Linked DNA regions of Mus musculus: region 1 is linked to region 2. The links are chromatin loops, found by intact Hi-C in ENCODE. Cell type or tissue: left cerebral cortex. All regions are shown on one strand. Links, peaks and the distances in the headings refer to the core of each region. The heading gives the core; the rest is flanking DNA. Region 1 overlaps Aig1 (androgen-induced 1). Region 2 overlaps Aig1 (androgen-induced 1).

What was found. Peaks named below come from ENCODE experiments on the same cell type or tissue, not always from the same donor. Only the 100,000 strongest peaks of a DNase experiment are listed, where the experiment ranks them.
Region 1: a loop joins it to region 2, with 2.0 times the contacts of the local background. A loop is called at or near these places in 2 of 42 quality-filtered maps.

What each region holds. Positions count from the first base shown.
Region 1 is chr10:13,721,754-13,730,094 of GRCm38, reverse strand. The region is part of intron 3 of Aig1 (androgen-induced 1); the gene reads left to right. Among named protein-coding and RNA genes, the nearest start is that of Aig1, 140 kb to the left of the region's middle. In left cerebral cortex, for the core only: a CTCF peak has its summit at 3,300 (motif pointing left); DNase peaks (open chromatin) are centred at 2,248 and 3,120; H3K27ac peaks cover 886 bases.
Region 2 is chr10:13,770,883-13,779,223 of GRCm38, reverse strand. The region is part of intron 3 of Aig1 (androgen-induced 1); the gene reads left to right. Among named protein-coding and RNA genes, the nearest start is that of Aig1, 94 kb to the left of the region's middle. In left cerebral cortex, for the core only: no CTCF peak of the experiment used is centred there; DNase peaks (open chromatin) are centred at 1,931, 2,989 and 3,635.

The sequences.
Region 1 (8,341 bases), core at 65-8,064, 49 kb after region 2:
ACCTGTGGTAAAATGCAGACCTTCTGCAGGTTTATTGAAAGTTTAGCAACGAGAAGCATAGACCTTCGAGACGTAGGGTTTGTGTTCATGTCACAAAGATCAAGGTTCGAGTCCTGGCTTCTACTTAACAATCACCTCTGTGTAAGGAAATTACTGAAGACCTCTGAGTTTCCTTCAGGCTTCTCCTCAGAGTTAGCTAGGAATTAAACTCGATGATTCATTCCACACAGAAACTGGGATACAAAAATTTAGTTCTGAATGTTACTATGTGAAGTATACCAATAGTTAATCTCTGCCAAGGAACTTAAATGTGTCTTACATGTTCAAACTCATGTAGCCTCAATAACCGTATGAAAGAACCCCATTTTTAAAAACAATTAGCCAACTGAAATTAGAGGAGAGAGTGTTCTCAAAGGATCATCCTCGTTTTCAGTACCAGTCCTTAGAGCAGAATTGTGAATTACTCCAAATTTACAGACTTGCTAGAAGGTCTCATACTCAAGAAAGCTGTTATATCCATCATTATGATTTATTAAGAAGAAAGGCACTGCTAAAGTCAGCCAGTGGATGAGGTGTGTGGAGCAGAGCCTTCTAGCAAATTCCAGGAGTGTGGCTAGCAAATTCCAGGGGTGGGGCTAGCAAATTCCAGGGGTGGGGCTTGTATTGTCCTTGCTCTCTAGTTTTGCCAACTAGGAAACTCATGTGAGCTTTGGGGGGTCAGGGTTCTAGTGTAACCCAATCATGGACTACAGTGTAGGTGATCTTTAGTTTCTAGTTCTTTCTGGAGGTAGAACTGATAGTAGCCGTGTTATCCTTCTAAGCACAATGTCCAAATACTGAGAAATTTTGAAGGGAAATTTCATCTTGATCCAAGGTTTCAGAGATTTCATCACAGGTATAGCTTGTTCTGTTGCTTTTGAGCCAACAGGAAGGCTGCTGAATATAGTAGCAAGGATCATCTGGTAAGGCAAAATGCTCACCTCATGGAGGAGGCTGGGAAGCAAAAAAGAAAGGGCAGACCAGAGTCCTAAGATCTACCTCAGACATATGCCACCAAGGCCCTAACTTCCTCAGTGAAAGCCCTGCTTCCTAGGGAATTCCATCACATCCCTTCCAGTAGTGGCAAGCCTTCAGCAAACTCACCTTTGGGGACCATTTAACACACAAACAACGGCAGTGGCCCAAAGTCCTCACTGTAAGTCACATTGTGAAGATGTCTGAAAACCTTTGTACCGAAGGAAATCAGTTCTATTAGCAGGACATCTCAAGGTCCTGGAGAACAATATCCAAGGGCAATGGCCTACCTCTAGTAAAGCTGAGTTTTCACTGCTAATGTTATTTGCATGTGATAGGGGAAGAAATGGAAGCAGGAACAGGCACGAAGTCCTGAGCTAGTCATTTAGAGCTAAGATCTAAACCCAGGCAGTCCTTCTCAGAGACAAGAAAACATTACTTTCTGCTGCCTACAGAAGTCCATTGATTCATGTGAAAGCAGAATCCTGGTAAATGGTAGGTCCTGGATTGGAGCCCCAGTGGATCTAATTTAGGGTTTCTTGATCTTTTTGTATCTCTCTGCCCCTTATTTTTGCAAAAGTATGAGGGCATCTCTGAACATTGTTCATAGACTCGGTACTTCCTTGATGAGGTTGCTAGAAGCCCCCATTGGTAAACTAAGCCTTGCGTACTAGCATCAATCTTGAAAGTGAACCTGCGAGATTTCCTGGGAGTTCTTAAACCAGTAGGAGTGAACAGGTTTGTACTAGCCTTGATAATAATGTTATCCGTAATACCAACATTTCTGTGGAGTCGGTACGGGGGGAAGAGGGGATGGGGGAGTGTGTGGGGGGTTAAGTAGCAGAACTTATCAACACAGTTGTGCAAGTTTGAAGCCAGAAGATATTGATTGTCTTGTGCTCAGCCCATTTAAGGATTAAGGAATCAGAGTTAGGACTGGCATCCATTCCATAGATTCCATCTTAGCTATGTGTATCAGAGATGTACTCCCTCACATGGTTTTGAATGCACAGTTATAACTTGGAGGCTGTCTCCAATACCCTGAGATTTAGGGTGTAATTATAGAAACCAAGCTACAGCTTGTTTCTTTAAAGACAGTCTCTCAGCTCCTTGTCAGGCCCTGGTAGTGTTTTGTAGTGTGGTAGGAGGACAGCCATCCTCCCCACCACCCTCAGAGAGCAGCTTTTCTAGGTGGCCACTGCAAACACAGAAGAGATCATTGATGAAAATCAAAGGGGCGGGCGCCTCCCACCCGCACAGCTGATGTGCCGTGTGCAAGGCCAGCTCATCCCTTCAGCTGGAGTGAAGCTCTGTGAGTTAAATAAAGCAAAAACTCAGTGCACTTCCCCCTCCTCTCCCTCCTCGATGCATCAGTGAATCGGAGCCTTTAATCAGAGTTTCCCAAAGGAAGTCAGAAGCAACTAGATTTTTTTTAAACTGTTATAGGGTATTCAGGAGCATGGAGACCATCTCAAGGAGAGTGGGTCTGAGACAATGTCGTTGCCATCTAATAACCTAAACTTGTCAGAAGATGGGAGGCCAAACTATTCTTTATTACCAGTTCCAACTCCTAAGGCAGTTCCCTTCTTTAAGGGGAAATGGAGCAGCCAACTACCACTTATGTTTAATTTGGGTTTGTAAGAGGGGCTCTTCTGTTACTTAAAAAGGAAAGAACACGCAATGAAATCATGTGAACATGTTAAAAATTACAGAAAGTGCACCACAAAGTAATTTGAGTTTTTATCGACCCTATTACAGTTTTTATGGTGTTTTCACACTTCGTGTTAATGGCCATGGCTGCAAAGGCCCCCAAAGTTTCTTCCAAGTGTTCTCGTACTTGGATCTCTCACCGTATCTTCGTTTCTGTGAAGATGAAAAGATGGCTGGAAGATGTTCCCTCAATATATTGTCACAGTGGCAATAATCAGTCCATGTTTGTGGACACCAATGAAAAGTATACACTTCTCATAGGTCGTGAGAGAGAAATGAGTGTAGGTTGCTAATGTAGCCACAGTAAGTGGGAGAGCACGAGACATCATATGTATGACCTGCTAGGTAGCATCACAGCCAGGCTTACACACAAGCGAAGTTGGTAACGGTTAAGGCCAACACTGAGCCCGAGCTGCTCGAGCTGCTCATACTTCTCAGGTCTTCTGTCCCTGACCTCCTTGTGTGCACTGCTGGTGTCAGGGCTGCTGCTAAGCACTTCTCCATAGTGTAGCTTCCAGAGCTACACCTGTCTCAACCCGAGGGCTGATTGCTGCCCTCTTCTGTCTCCTGCTGCAGCTCCACAAATTTGTTAATGCTCTTTGTATGCCACGTATTTAAAGTCTCTGCAAGCAAGGATGTAATGTACAGCGGAGCATGTACAGCCCTAGGTCCAATGATCAGAAACAAATGAGTGAGTGATCTCAAACAGCAGGTATGGGAATACATAGGTGAGAGAAAGAGAGGTAGAGGGAGGGAGGGAGAGAGGGAGGGAGGGAAAAGGACAGAGATGGAGAAGGGGAGGAGGAGGGGGAGACAGAGAGCAGAAGGGAGAGAGAGAGAGATTAGGGAGTGGGAAGAAACAAGGAGGAGAGAACAGAGAATGGTGGGCACCACTGTGACTGTGCAGAGGGAGGGGCATTCGGCCAGTGGCAGTGCTCTCTGAGCCCCAGCGAAATCATCTGTCCTAGCTCAGTATGTGTGAACCCTGTGCACACAGCCCAGTTTCTCCATTGTCTTTCTCCACAATCCTTGTCACTGGTATCTTCATATCTGTCCATTCCTTTCTCCAGTCCTGGAAAGAATCACATGGTCTTTCCTTGTTTAAATGTTTTCATTCCAAGTACTCTGGTTTGGACACAAGATAAGTAAAATGTCCAGTCAGGACATTGTAATCTCAAGACATCTTATTTGTGGCTTATGTTGAAACAAACTTAAAAAAAAAAAAAAGCATCCATACATAATAATTTGCAGAATCTAGAATGTGATCTGTATGTGGCAAAAAATAGAATTAAGTTGAAGATTTTTCATGGAGTTTATCCTAGATAACTCGAAGAAAGGGAGCCATCACAGTATCTGTTCATGGGAAAGCCAGAGGGAAAGTAGAGAGATCCAAAAGAGTTGGAGTCCATGCACCGCAGTGGCAGAGATAGAATTGCCACTACACGACAAGGTTGCTAGCATCGTCCAGAGTCCAGAGTAAACAAGCTTAGATTCTCCCCATCAAGGCCTGTGGTGGTCGAAGCCCTGCAGAACTGTGATGCCTGATTTAAGCTTTCTAGAAATACAATAGAATACATTTTCTTTGTTTTAACCTCTACTGTGATCATTTCTTTAGCAGCCTGTCTCAGCTCATCTTCCAGCATCTACTGAGTGCTTTACACACACACACACACACACACACACACACACACACACACATACACACACAAAGTTTATAAGGCTCACAATTATGAGGTCTGGGACATCCAAGAGCATAGTGCCACTACTCAACTAGGTCTAGTTGCTGCATCTTGGCATGGAGGAAACCAAGAGAGCATTTGCCAGCTGTAGAAGACAGTGCCCAAACTAATTTCTTATCAGACACTCCAGAAATAACGCACTCACCTCAGAGATAACAGTGTAAATCCATTTTGGATGGCAGGCAGAGTGTACAACCTAATCACTCCTTAAAAGCCCCAGCTCTTCACATTGTTACAATGGCAAGCATGTTTCTGCATTAGGGCCACCCTCAGCCATAGGAAATTAACACAGGCATTGATCTGTATTTGTTTTATCAAGCAACGGGTGTCATAATGGCGTTTTTATTCATGGACACCATATTTTTGCCATATTCATCCTTCATTACCTTCTCCTGTCTACCCTCTACTAATATTCTCTTCCTTTTTCCTAGTATTAGTGAGAACCAGTCTGAACATAAAATAATGCCACACATAGCCATTCTCTAAATATAGATATAGCCATGTTCCCTTTTGTTCTGTGAAAAAAAAGTGGGGGGGTGTTCTTACTTTCTTATAGGAATGGTAGAATTGGATTTGAGGTCTTACCGCCCATCTGTAAGACAAATTTTGGCACAGATATACTAAATATGATGCTACCCCAACTACTTTACCCAATTTTTACTTATGCTAGCATTGTCCTGTGAGACTATGTTTTCCAAACTGCAAGGTGTGACCTTGGGCCATGTTCTCTGATAAGTGGGATCTTCAGTATTGTCACATAGTGATGATATGGTCACTGCTGTCAGTAACTCACAGTCACTTCATATGATGCAAATGTGCAGGCTGTTCTCAGATGAAATATATAGGCATGGGCTCATGCTGACCAACAATGTATAACTATCCTATGGAGTCTTCAGTATTTGGAGTTAAAAATAATCTAAATATTTCAACAGACAAACTCATTATCAAAGTAGTTAGACTATATAATTCAAGGAATCATTTCTAACTATCCTTAAATTCTTAAAACTAAATAAGACTTCTACCCCCAACAGCACAGTTTCCCATCTCCGGAAGCTCCCGCTTGCTCTTCTGTTTTTATTCAATCCCATGAGTTCTAATAACAGTTCTCCCTGCTGCTCAGGGTAGAAAACTTTCTGTGTTAGGCCTGCAGCAAAAACTCTTTTAAATTTTCATACTCATCAAAGTCACACCCTTTCCAGTTTTGAAGTCTCTTTTTGCCCTGTCACTGATGGGGAGTGCCTTGAGCTCAGTTCCCAATGACCTGCAGCTCTTCAAAGGCTGGTCCCCTTCTGCTCAAGAAGAAAGTGCATCTTGAAACCAAAAGGTTCCTACATCACCTGGGTCTGCTAGCTTAGGATGCAGTAAACAAAAGACGAATAGGGGTTCTTGCTCATTATGGAGAGAGCTGGGGAAAATGGAGAAAACCGAAGCCGTTTCAAGGATGTGACTTATATCAAAGGTCTTTAACATGCCTGGTCCCACTGAAAGTAGCACCTAGAATTGTCTATGCATAAATGGAACTTTTGGAGTAAGTTGGCTTCCCAGGGGGATCATGGGAAATGTAAGACAGCCATTTAAATTGGATCCTTCCTCTGGCATGTGATGAAATCAAACCCTGGGCTTCCTGCTGGTGGGTCTGGGCAGATGTCTCTAAACACAACCTGAGGAGCAAACTCTGGAGTGCTTTTTTTTCCTCCTTCTCCTCCTCCTTTTATTCTCTGTGTTGTTGTTGTTGTTGTTGTTGTTGTTGTTTCTTCCTGTTCTTAAGTGTTGATTCTAGGCTGTCCAATTGATTCTGTTATTTTGTTTTGTTTTTTCAATTTGAGTTGCATGGGTGGATGCATGGATGGATGGATGCATGGATGGATGATGTAGCTATAGTACAGAATGTCTTGGTTTGCCTTCTAGGAAAGCCATTAATAGAGTTGTACTGCACTATCGAAGCACTGGAAAGGAGGCTCTTCCTGTACCATAAGACATGCTATTTCCATCTAATGTATGGATGAAGAAAAGTTGCTGGGAAATGGATGGCATTAAAAGCTAGGGCATTTTAACGAAGAAATTCAATATGAATGCTACTTTAAACATTATTCCCATCTCTTTATCAACCACACCACCCTGAATGCACCCTATCACGTTTGATCTCAGAAGCTAAGCAGGCTCTGGCTTGACTAAAGTTACTTGCACCGCTGTCTTCTGTCTTTTCAAGGCTGCATTTTAGTTGGGTCCGTTTGTATGCTTATCTCTAAAGCCACTGTTTTATTGTACACTGGGACTGCTGACTGACATCTCAAACCCAAACAATGGATCTTTATTTGCCATCAATAAATTCAATCTTGATAGATTTAGCCATTTTTCTTGCACGGTGATTTTTCAATTTCTGCCTGAGTTATTGAGCTCTCAATCCAAACAAAATCTTCTGCAGATGCCAAGCAAATAAAAATGGAACAGTTACAGCTGAACGAGAGGAGGAAGGGGGGTCCTCTAAGATGAACGACCAACATAAAATTCCCCATTTCATCTGCAGTTTGTAGCAGATTCTTGCCCTGTGTGCTTACCATTTTGCATATGCTAAAATATCAGAAGGGAAAAATTATGTTCTCTTAAAAAACAAAGTCTGGAACCTATCTGCTTTGTTTCACCACAAACTCTTATAAAAGTGTCAACAATAGATAGAAACATTGAGATAACTCTTCACTTTCTCTCTTTAGGACAGCTGGGGGTGGGGCTGTAAATCCTAAGATCTTATGATTGGCTTTGATGACACTTTAACCTTTGCTCTTATTTTCACCAAATAAGTATATAAGTAGAGGGCACAAAAACTCACACCTTTAAAATGTACGACTTGCCCATAACTGGCTATTTTTTGAAAGAATTGTGTCAAAGGTCTTTGTTATTTTTTGTTTGGTTTGTTCTCACAACAAGATCCCGTGTAACTCAGGCTGACCCCAAATTCGAAAGTAGCCAAGGAAGACCTCGAATTCCTGATCCTGCCGTGTCTGCAGTTCTGGGGTGATAGGAAGGCACCACCAGGCATGCTTTCTGCAGAAGTCGACATTCTTGAACTCTCATACTTCAGGATAGGGTGTTTTTCAAAGGCTTTTTGTTTGATTATTTTAAAAGATGTATTCATATTTTTTTATGATTGCCTACGTGCATGTGTGTGTGTGCCACATGTGTATCTGATGTTTTCACAGATGGCAGAGATATTCAGAGCCCCTGGAACTGGAGTTCAGGATGGTTGTGAGCTACCATGTGGGTGCTGGGAACCAAGCCTAGGTCCTCTGCAAAAGCAGCCAGTGCTCTTAACCACCGAGCCTCTCATCCAGCCCTATACCTACTTTTGAACTTCCCCTTTTGTATGAAGTCTGCATTACTGTTTTGTTTCTCGAAAGATTTCTGGCTCCGAAGGCCCGGCAAGGAAACAAAGGTGCCGGGCTTCAATTATCTGCTCTTATTCCTGAAGACCTTGTAAACTGAGTTTTTAATATGCTGCTGTAACTTAAAACACACGGACCTTTGTATCTGGAGTCATTGTTAAGGTTCTGGGTACAATAGTGTCATGAGGACACGGAACTATTTCATTCCTCTTTAGATACACACACACACACACACACACACACACACACACACACACACACACACACGTGCTTTTAAGCCCTGTCAACTGGAATAAACCTTGATAACCCCTCTGTGTGTTCTCATTCTCACCTGCACCTAGGAGTGTCTACAGATGGAGATGATTTTTAAAGTGTGCGCTTTAATGAGCAACTGAGGTCCTAAATATTCATCACTTCATACGTAAATATTCATCACTGCAACATTAAGTGCTGTGTGGTGGTTCTGCTTTTTATAATTGGGATTTTGTAAGTAAATGA
Region 2 (8,341 bases), core at 217-8,216:
GTCTTTCCTAACCAGTTCTTAACGCAAAATTATATTTAATGAATTTATTTCTTGTGTTGTAAAAAGGAGTAAAATAATTAGTTAGTTATTTTCATGCATGTGTATACACATGCACACACATATTGTATATATCGTATGTATGTCTGGAACCCATGGAGGTCAGAAAGGGTCAGATCACCTGGAACTAAAGTTAAGGATGGTTATAAACCACATAGTCACTAGGAACCAAAGCCAGGTCCTCTGCAAGAATAAAAATTGCTCTTAATCGCTGGGTCACTTGCCCAGCCCCATAATAGGTATTTTAAAAAGATACCGTTAGCGGCATTTCTGAGCAAATTCTTCTAAGTCTATTTTCCTCCTCCTGCAGTTGAAGCTGAACAATGCCGTCCATTGAGTTGTTTTCCATGTTAACTGCTTACAGCTGCAGAGGTTGCTAATGCATCTCCAGGTCCTCTTCTCTTTGTTTCCCTGGCAATTAGGGCAAGTCTGTTTTTCAGCTGTTCGTTAGGTGTAACATGTGGCTCATAGGCGCTGGGATGGGAGGACTTTACGTGCTCTGGATCCATGCATCATTCATCCTTAATTCAGCAAACTACTCATTGAGAACATTTGAATAACATGCGTCTACACTGACCATGTTCAGACTTTCTCCCTTTGTGTTTGTATGTAAGGAAATAAGGGATTTCAAGTTTAAAGGAAAACAGGCATAGGTTCTATGCTAGTACTATGCTATTTCATATAAGGGACTAAAGCATCCTAGATTTTGTTTTTCACAGGATCTTGGAACCAGACACCAAGAAATGGCTGTATAATCCTTGCTGGTCTAAACAGTAAGAGTTTCCCATTTCGATGTCCTCAGCCTCATTTCCAAATTATGACGGTTGTGTATTATATCAGCTACTGTGACCCAAATGAAGACACTGTTGATAGGTATCAATTTTAAATGAGTCCTATTTCTTAGGAGAAGTCCCAAGGTTTTGCCCATAATTATTTCACACAACTACTTTCACTGTTTAAAAAAAAAAGAAAAGAAACCAGCTTTGTAAGTTCAGTGTTCAGTGATAAATCTTCTGTTTCAGAAGAGTCCGTCATTGTCAGATATTGTAAAATATCTGCCTCTGTAAGTTAGGTGTACTTGGGAACCAAAAGGAGGGAAATGTACCTTTTCCAGATACTCCTATGTATATACCAACAAGTTCTGTGCTCACTTTTATAGTACAAAGAGCTTTGTTTATTCCCCATAATTAATATCTTAGGGAGGTTTACTATTTTATAGATTTGTGAAATTTCTTGTAGGATATAAGGATATGTATGTATGTATGTATGCATGTATGTATATTTGCCAGAAACCTGCAAGGGAGTTCAAATAAATTGTACCTGAACTAAAACCTAGCCGCCCTTCCAATGTCACTGCTTTTGCAGTATACACTCAAAATCAGCTGCTCAGCATGCCCATGGAACAGAATGACAGCTGGTAGGAACGGGGCACATACATCAAGTTTGATGATCTATGTTGGAAATAGACATTCTCATGCAACTGCTGGAACATGGTAGTCCCAATATTGCTGAGTGTTTTCTCTCTTTGTTCAGATATCAGCTCAACAGTTGAAACAGACTTAGAGTAACAGTTGTTCAACATGGATGGTCTGGAGGCTGGTAGCCCATGTTTTCTCATGAGGCTCTAGAGCCAGCTCTCTCATCTGGCTGCTGTTGGATCCTCTAAGTTTTATCATCATCTTTGTACAAGCCATTTGTAGGGAGCATGTGAAAGAAGAAAGCATCCCAAGTTGCACATCACCTTTGCTCACCAGAGTTGCCTGGTTCCACAGATACGACACAGTAGGGGAGTCAAAGAAGTAGCATTCTTAAGTGCCAGTAGTTGTACCTTTTAGAGGAAAGGGAATAAGAGCCACTGTGGGGCGGTGACAGACTTTGACACATACTTCCTTCCCACTCCTTGATGAAGGTGCTAATAAAAAAGTTCCAGAACACATGAAGTAGAAAAGGGAAGGAAAGAAGCCACGGAGACAAAATAGATTAAATGGGGAACATGTTATTGATTTAAGCAGGGTACTGGGGAAAAAGCTATTCTTTCTTATTTTATGTATATTTGAAACATTCTGCAATAGAAGTTAAAGAAATTCTGGATCTAAAAAATAAAAACAATCTTTGGCTGTGCTTCGGTGTTCACTGACCTCGTATGAACTCCATTGAAGTCCTTCCTAAAGTTTTCAGGGCGTTGTTCTTCTGAGTGAATATTTGTGCTCATCGATTTTATTTTTATAGAAAGAACTTGTTAACAGTTTGCTTTTGGGTTAATTAAATAAAACCTTCCTGATTTCTCCGTGTAGTAATAAAGGGGATGCCAGGTGAGTTTGATGAGGCCCCTTTCGGTGAATAGAATCTAGAATAGACGATAAGACATTCCCTCAAACCTCACTGAAGAAAAATAGACTAGAAGGCCTGTGTTAGATCACATCACACTGAAAAGATCAACAAAAGATTCTTGGATAGGATGTTCTAAACCGTGATGGAAAAGTAAGCTTTTGACCGATGCAGGTGGTTCAGAGAAAAGTCTGGGTAGAGACCACCAAGAGAGAGGCTCCTGGCCAAAGATCATGAGCAGGCCTCTTGCCGACAGCCAACACAGGCACGGGGATTTTATTATGAGTACCTAGAAGTCTCATTTAAAAACAAGACAGTAAATAAGGAAGAGGCTTTGCAAGACTGATGCTTGTACAGGGACTTGTAGCTGTGAGAGTCTGTTGATGAAACAAACATCTCTCACAGTGTTGGGATGTACAGGCTGATGTGGGTGGTGGATGGCTGAAGCTGATAGCCGAAGCTGGAGGCAGATGAGTTTGCTGCTAACGAGACTGGGGGGAAGATTGCTTTGAAAGCCAGGTTTGTTAGCAAATGGGAGTCCTGATGACTGCATCACAATGGAAATGATGTAATGATTTCAGTTGACATTAACGATGGTGTGAGTCATGGGTATAAGAATCTCTCTACTCTCCTCCCCTGCCCCTGCTCACACTCACACACTGAGTTCTCAGTACTATATTTGTGGGTATGTAGGTGTGTCCATGGAGACCAGAGGAGGATGTCACATGTCCCCCCTCCATCTCTTTTTACCTTATTCCTTTGAGGCAGGAATATAGCACTGATTTGGAGGTTGGGGGTGGGGACAGCAAGAGAGCTAGACTCACAACCATCCAGCAGCTCTCTTTACCAGGACTGAGGGGCAGAACTCTCAGGGACTGCCATGCTAAGTGCTGCTGTGCTATTCAGTATTTCCTACATCTCTTGACTCTGTGCAATTTTTAAAAACTTAATTGGCTCTTCCACAACAGTGTCTCTGGTTTTCTTCTAGAGACTACTCTAATTTCCTTGTAGGTCCCTCCTCCATAGAATACTCACAGGACCAAGGCTAGGCTCCAACCCAGTTTCCTAGCAGTCATGCACACACACACACACACATGCACGCACTCCTGCACACACACATAGGCACCACACTGCACACTTCCACTTTCTTAAAATATTTGAAGCATGAACTCACTTGGGTTGTAACTCACCATGTTACTCAAGATGGCCTCATACAACAGTCACCCTGCTTGGGCTACCACCTCCTCCCCTCTGAGCTGGGAATGTAAGTATGAGTCGCAATGATCCATTGGATTACTCAAGGACATTTTATATGCAACATCCAAAATTGAAACATGGACCCTTGTGCCCTTCCCAAACCTGCTGTCTGTCTCAGTAAATACCATCACCATCTCCTTTGCTACTCAAGCCATCAGAGAGAATCATTAGTTTACAAAGATTGAAACTCCATTCTACAACCCCACTGGGATGCCCTGAGCAAAAGCTATGGCTTTAGTAATGTTATTTGCCCAGAATGTTCCTTAATATAACTGAGTTGTATATATAGTCCCGAAAAATAGGAATTTCTGATGTAACTTCACTGTAGCCCAGCAGTTGGATACAGGCACCCATGACCTGTTCCTTCAAAGGTGAAGCTGGCTATGAACTACCAGCTGTAAAAGAAAGTTGTGGGCTACTTATGGTGAATAAGCAACCACATGTGGCAATAGCACCAATTCCAGTGGGCCACAGAAATCCGTGAAATGTGGATGTTCTTCTTGTCTAGAAATTAGAAATCTGTTGCAGCTGTCTGGTGAGGAATGGGAGGTCATTTTCTTCCAATTCCGTCAGGACAGAAGGGGAATGCAGTTAAAGCCCCTCCCCTCCCCCACATCACATGAGGCTGTTTTCTTGGGAAAGACAATGATTTAGAGAAATAGAAAGTTCTTTTACCACATTGGGAGCTAGCAAGGTATTGTAAATGTAGTTAGTGATGTCCCTACCCCTTTCCTACATCTTCTTCCACATCAAACCTAACTGCTGATGCCTGGATCTTCCCGTGCACCAGGGCACTGTCCGAGTGAGCTCACCGAAGTCCTAAGAAGCCCTGAGTTAATTATGTCGCCATAATCGAGAACTGAGGCCTGAGAAGCTGGTGATTGGCCCACGCAAGAAGCTAATGCAAAGCCAGGCTCCAAATTCAGCCTATGGCACTCGTAATGCTGTGTTGCAGAGAAACAACCTCTGAGTGTCTTCATTACCTTGCTGAGGTTGTGTTGTTGATGTAAGATGTACCACCAATATAATTTAGTAGCAGTTTTTAGTAGAGTTCTGGGAATAAAATAAGTACTCCCAAATCAGTGTAGTTAGACCGGGTTTCTCTTCCAAAACTCTAACCACTGTTTTGGGCTCTTTTCTTCTTGATAGTTCCCTTTTATCTCATGTCCAGAAGGCTTTTAGCTCAAGGTACAAGCTACTCGCAGAAAATGGGTAAATTCTTGGTTATCGTCTTCTGAAATCAGGTCTTACAACTCAAGAGATTGGAGAGTTGGGGTTTTGTTTTGTGTGCCTTTTAATAATAAGACAATTTTTCGAAAGGCAAACAGACACTCTTTCCCTGTGGAGGACAGCCTTTCAGTCCCATCAGCAGAAGATTTCGGGAGAAGAAAATATGACGTTGGACAGCCTTCCTGTCCCGGGGTTGACCAGTTAGACCTTGGCAGAGGAATCTCTTGTTTAGATGCTTTGGGCCCTCCTCTCCTTCACTTCTACTTCTGGGTCTATGAAGATTGGAGGGTGGAGTACCAGGATGGCTGAGGTGGTTGGTGGCTAGCCTCCTGGGCTCTCAAATGCTAAATCCAATAACATGGCCGCAGGCTTCCCAAATTTCATCAGAAAGGAAGACCCAGAACACAGCTGACTCATTTCCCCAGCAGTCTATACACAGCCTCACTGACACATTTCTGCTATTACGCCTGCCTCCACCTTTACGAACATCAGAATTGTCAGGGAAATCCCATGGTACAGGGGATCTGGATCTTGAATTCTGGAACATTCTCAGGAAGGAAGCAAACATGAAACAACATTCAACAGCAGAGTGTTTAGGATGGGTTGAGGATAGAAAGATCTGGATTCACGGTTTCCCCAGAGATTGTCCTGGGAGGGGAACAGAGGGCCTACGTGTCCTGGTAAGAGTACGCCATCAACAGATTTAATGAGGTTCCCTGTGCCAAGTAATGTCACCAGGGAGAGCAGTGTGGGTAGAAGTCCGACAAGGATGAGCAGGAGCAAGAGAGCCAAGGGCAATGATGGACCCGTAAGTGCTCCCCCACTGTGCCATGGTGCATGTGTCCCTTCTTAGGACTTAGATCCTAATATTCCATGAGGGGGCAGGGGAAGGAAAGCAGAAGTGGGAATTGGGAAGAGGGAGGGGAACTAGAGTGTCAAGTTGACTGTGCTTAAGTTAGAATTTAACAGAAATAGTGAACAATTGGATTTCATTTCCTGCCTGTAGTTTTAGAGGCAAAGTGGCCGAAGATCACATAGTTACACAACAAGCCTTTCAATGACACAGCCAGACAGCCTGGCTTTTATATGCATACTCTACACGGTCAAGCTGTGCTATACCATTCTCGACTCAACTCTGCTCCACTCACGTTTCCCACAATCAAGCGGAATGGCTCAAGACCTAAGTTAAATTACGTTACGTGTGCAACGTAGTCTCTCCATCTGTCCCACTGCTACATTATCCATATCTTACTCCACTATGGCAAATACTTCCAAATTTCCCCATGAATGTCACCAGAATGAAGGGAAACTTGAAGAGGGGGTGGTGTACACATGCATGTATGTGGAGGGGCTGGTGGTGGGCTCTGTTGTCCAGCATATGTGAAACCAGAGGCAAATGTTGGGGTGCTTTCTCTGGCTGTTCCTCCATACTGTTTTTCAGACAGACTCTCTTTCTGAACCTGGCACTTGCTGTTTTGGCTAGACTAGCTAGCCGATGAGTCACAGAGATTGGCCTCTTCTCTCTCCTGGTGCTGGAGTTATAGATGGGTACCTCTGAGTCTGGCTTTGACTTGGTACTAGGGATCTGAACTCAGGTCCTCGTGTTTCTTCAGCAAGCATTTAGCCATTGAACCATCTCTCTACCCTGAGTAGAACTTTATAAGAGACAAAAGTCAATGCTTTGTTACTTGTGACACTGAGTGTCGTGTTCCTTGACATGCTACAACAGCTTTGAAACATGTATTACTGAGATGAAACCTCATGGAAGGGAATTCAGTCAAGAACATATGGCTAGATGGTATGGCCTTTGAGGCCCTTCCTGACTTTGAAATCCTCCCATTTCAGAATGGAAGCTGTGAAGGCCAGATTGTAGAGTGGGAAGGGAGAACACAGAAGCTGTAGGGATAGACCCCTGTGTATGATGCTGGCTACCATGGAGGGAGGCAGATTTTTGGATATATTTTGCCAGAATGGAGGGAAGACTTAATACAGGAGAAGATTGAACAGATTTGTAACTGAACTAGGAACCAGAAGGAAAATAAATGCTAGAAGTACCCTGTTTATCACTGTATAACAAACTACTCTCGTCCTTCTCATGGAAGTGGGATGCATTTACAGTACCATATCATAGATGCTTGAAACCAAAGAGAGTAATTAGTCATAAGTGTATTGTATCTTTCCTATGTATTTATACCACCATGCAGTTTTATTTTATAGATCAGGCACTGTAAGAAATGAATAACAGCTAAAACTAAAACAGCTGCTATATTCTCTAATAAAAGTCATGTGAACATGGTCTCTCTCAGAATACCTCTGTACTCTCCTCAGCCTTCTTATAACAATATGAAGAACATAAACCATTTTTACATCAGAAGTCTGACTTGGCTAAATGACATGCTCAGAACGACATGCTGTTTGAGACCTGTGAGTTTTTTTTTTTCTGGAATTTTTAAAGCTTCAGACTACGATTGATTGACTATAGGCATTAAAACCATGTCATGTAGGGAGTGGATAAGATGGACGCTTGTGCCCCCAACATCAGTTGCTTTGAGGAACCATTTTCTGTACCTCAGGACTAACTAGGTGTGTAATTATGTGGGGTGACTCTTGTTACACACATTATCAACGTTGGGTGAATTTAGCTAGCATGATCTTGTCCATTCATAGAATGGCTAAAAGCCTATGCACAGCTATAACTATGTACAGACTTCCTATACGTGGCTTTGCCCCTCCTCGGGGTAGCTTACATTCTTCCTGGCAGTTTATAATTACCAGAGCTATATGGCAAGAGATTGGTCAAAACTACAGTGCTTCTGAAGACCTGCTTCAGAATCCCAGAGCATTCCTTTCAGTACAGCTCGTGGCCCATCAGGACTGGCTTGGATTCAAGGGAAAGGGAGCTGGATGCTTCTTCTCAGGGGATAGCCTAGCAAGCCCAGAGCAAAAGTATAGCAGTTACCTCTAGAACCATAGCAGGATGCGTCTGCCTTGAAGAAGAAAGTAGTTCAGGCAGAGATTTCAATATAAAGTACAATTTGGAAGAACTTATCTTCAGAGAGTTCAAGCCATCTGGGACTATCCAGGAGGAGCCTGTCACTCCATGAAGGCTCCACTTCCTGCTTTCTTGCTGTCCACAGATGTCACCTCCAGGTTGTTTCTTCATTCTCACAGGACCCATGTCACTGATCCACTGGTGTGGTCCACAGGCTTCTGTATAAAAGCACTGTGGCCTAACTGTCTGACTTACATTGTCTATGTTCTTGGCATGTCTCATGGGAGATGCCCAACTCTTGGTGGTATTTTTACAGCCCTAGAAAATCAGTTGAGCTGTGGCTTGCTTCCCAGAGCTGACCAACCATGAACTGAGAGGCTGCGGTAGTAAAACATGAAATCTGCTTTCAACAAATTATCCAGATAACTCCTTGCTGTCCTCCCCTGAACCCAAAAATCAACCACATGCAGGTGACTG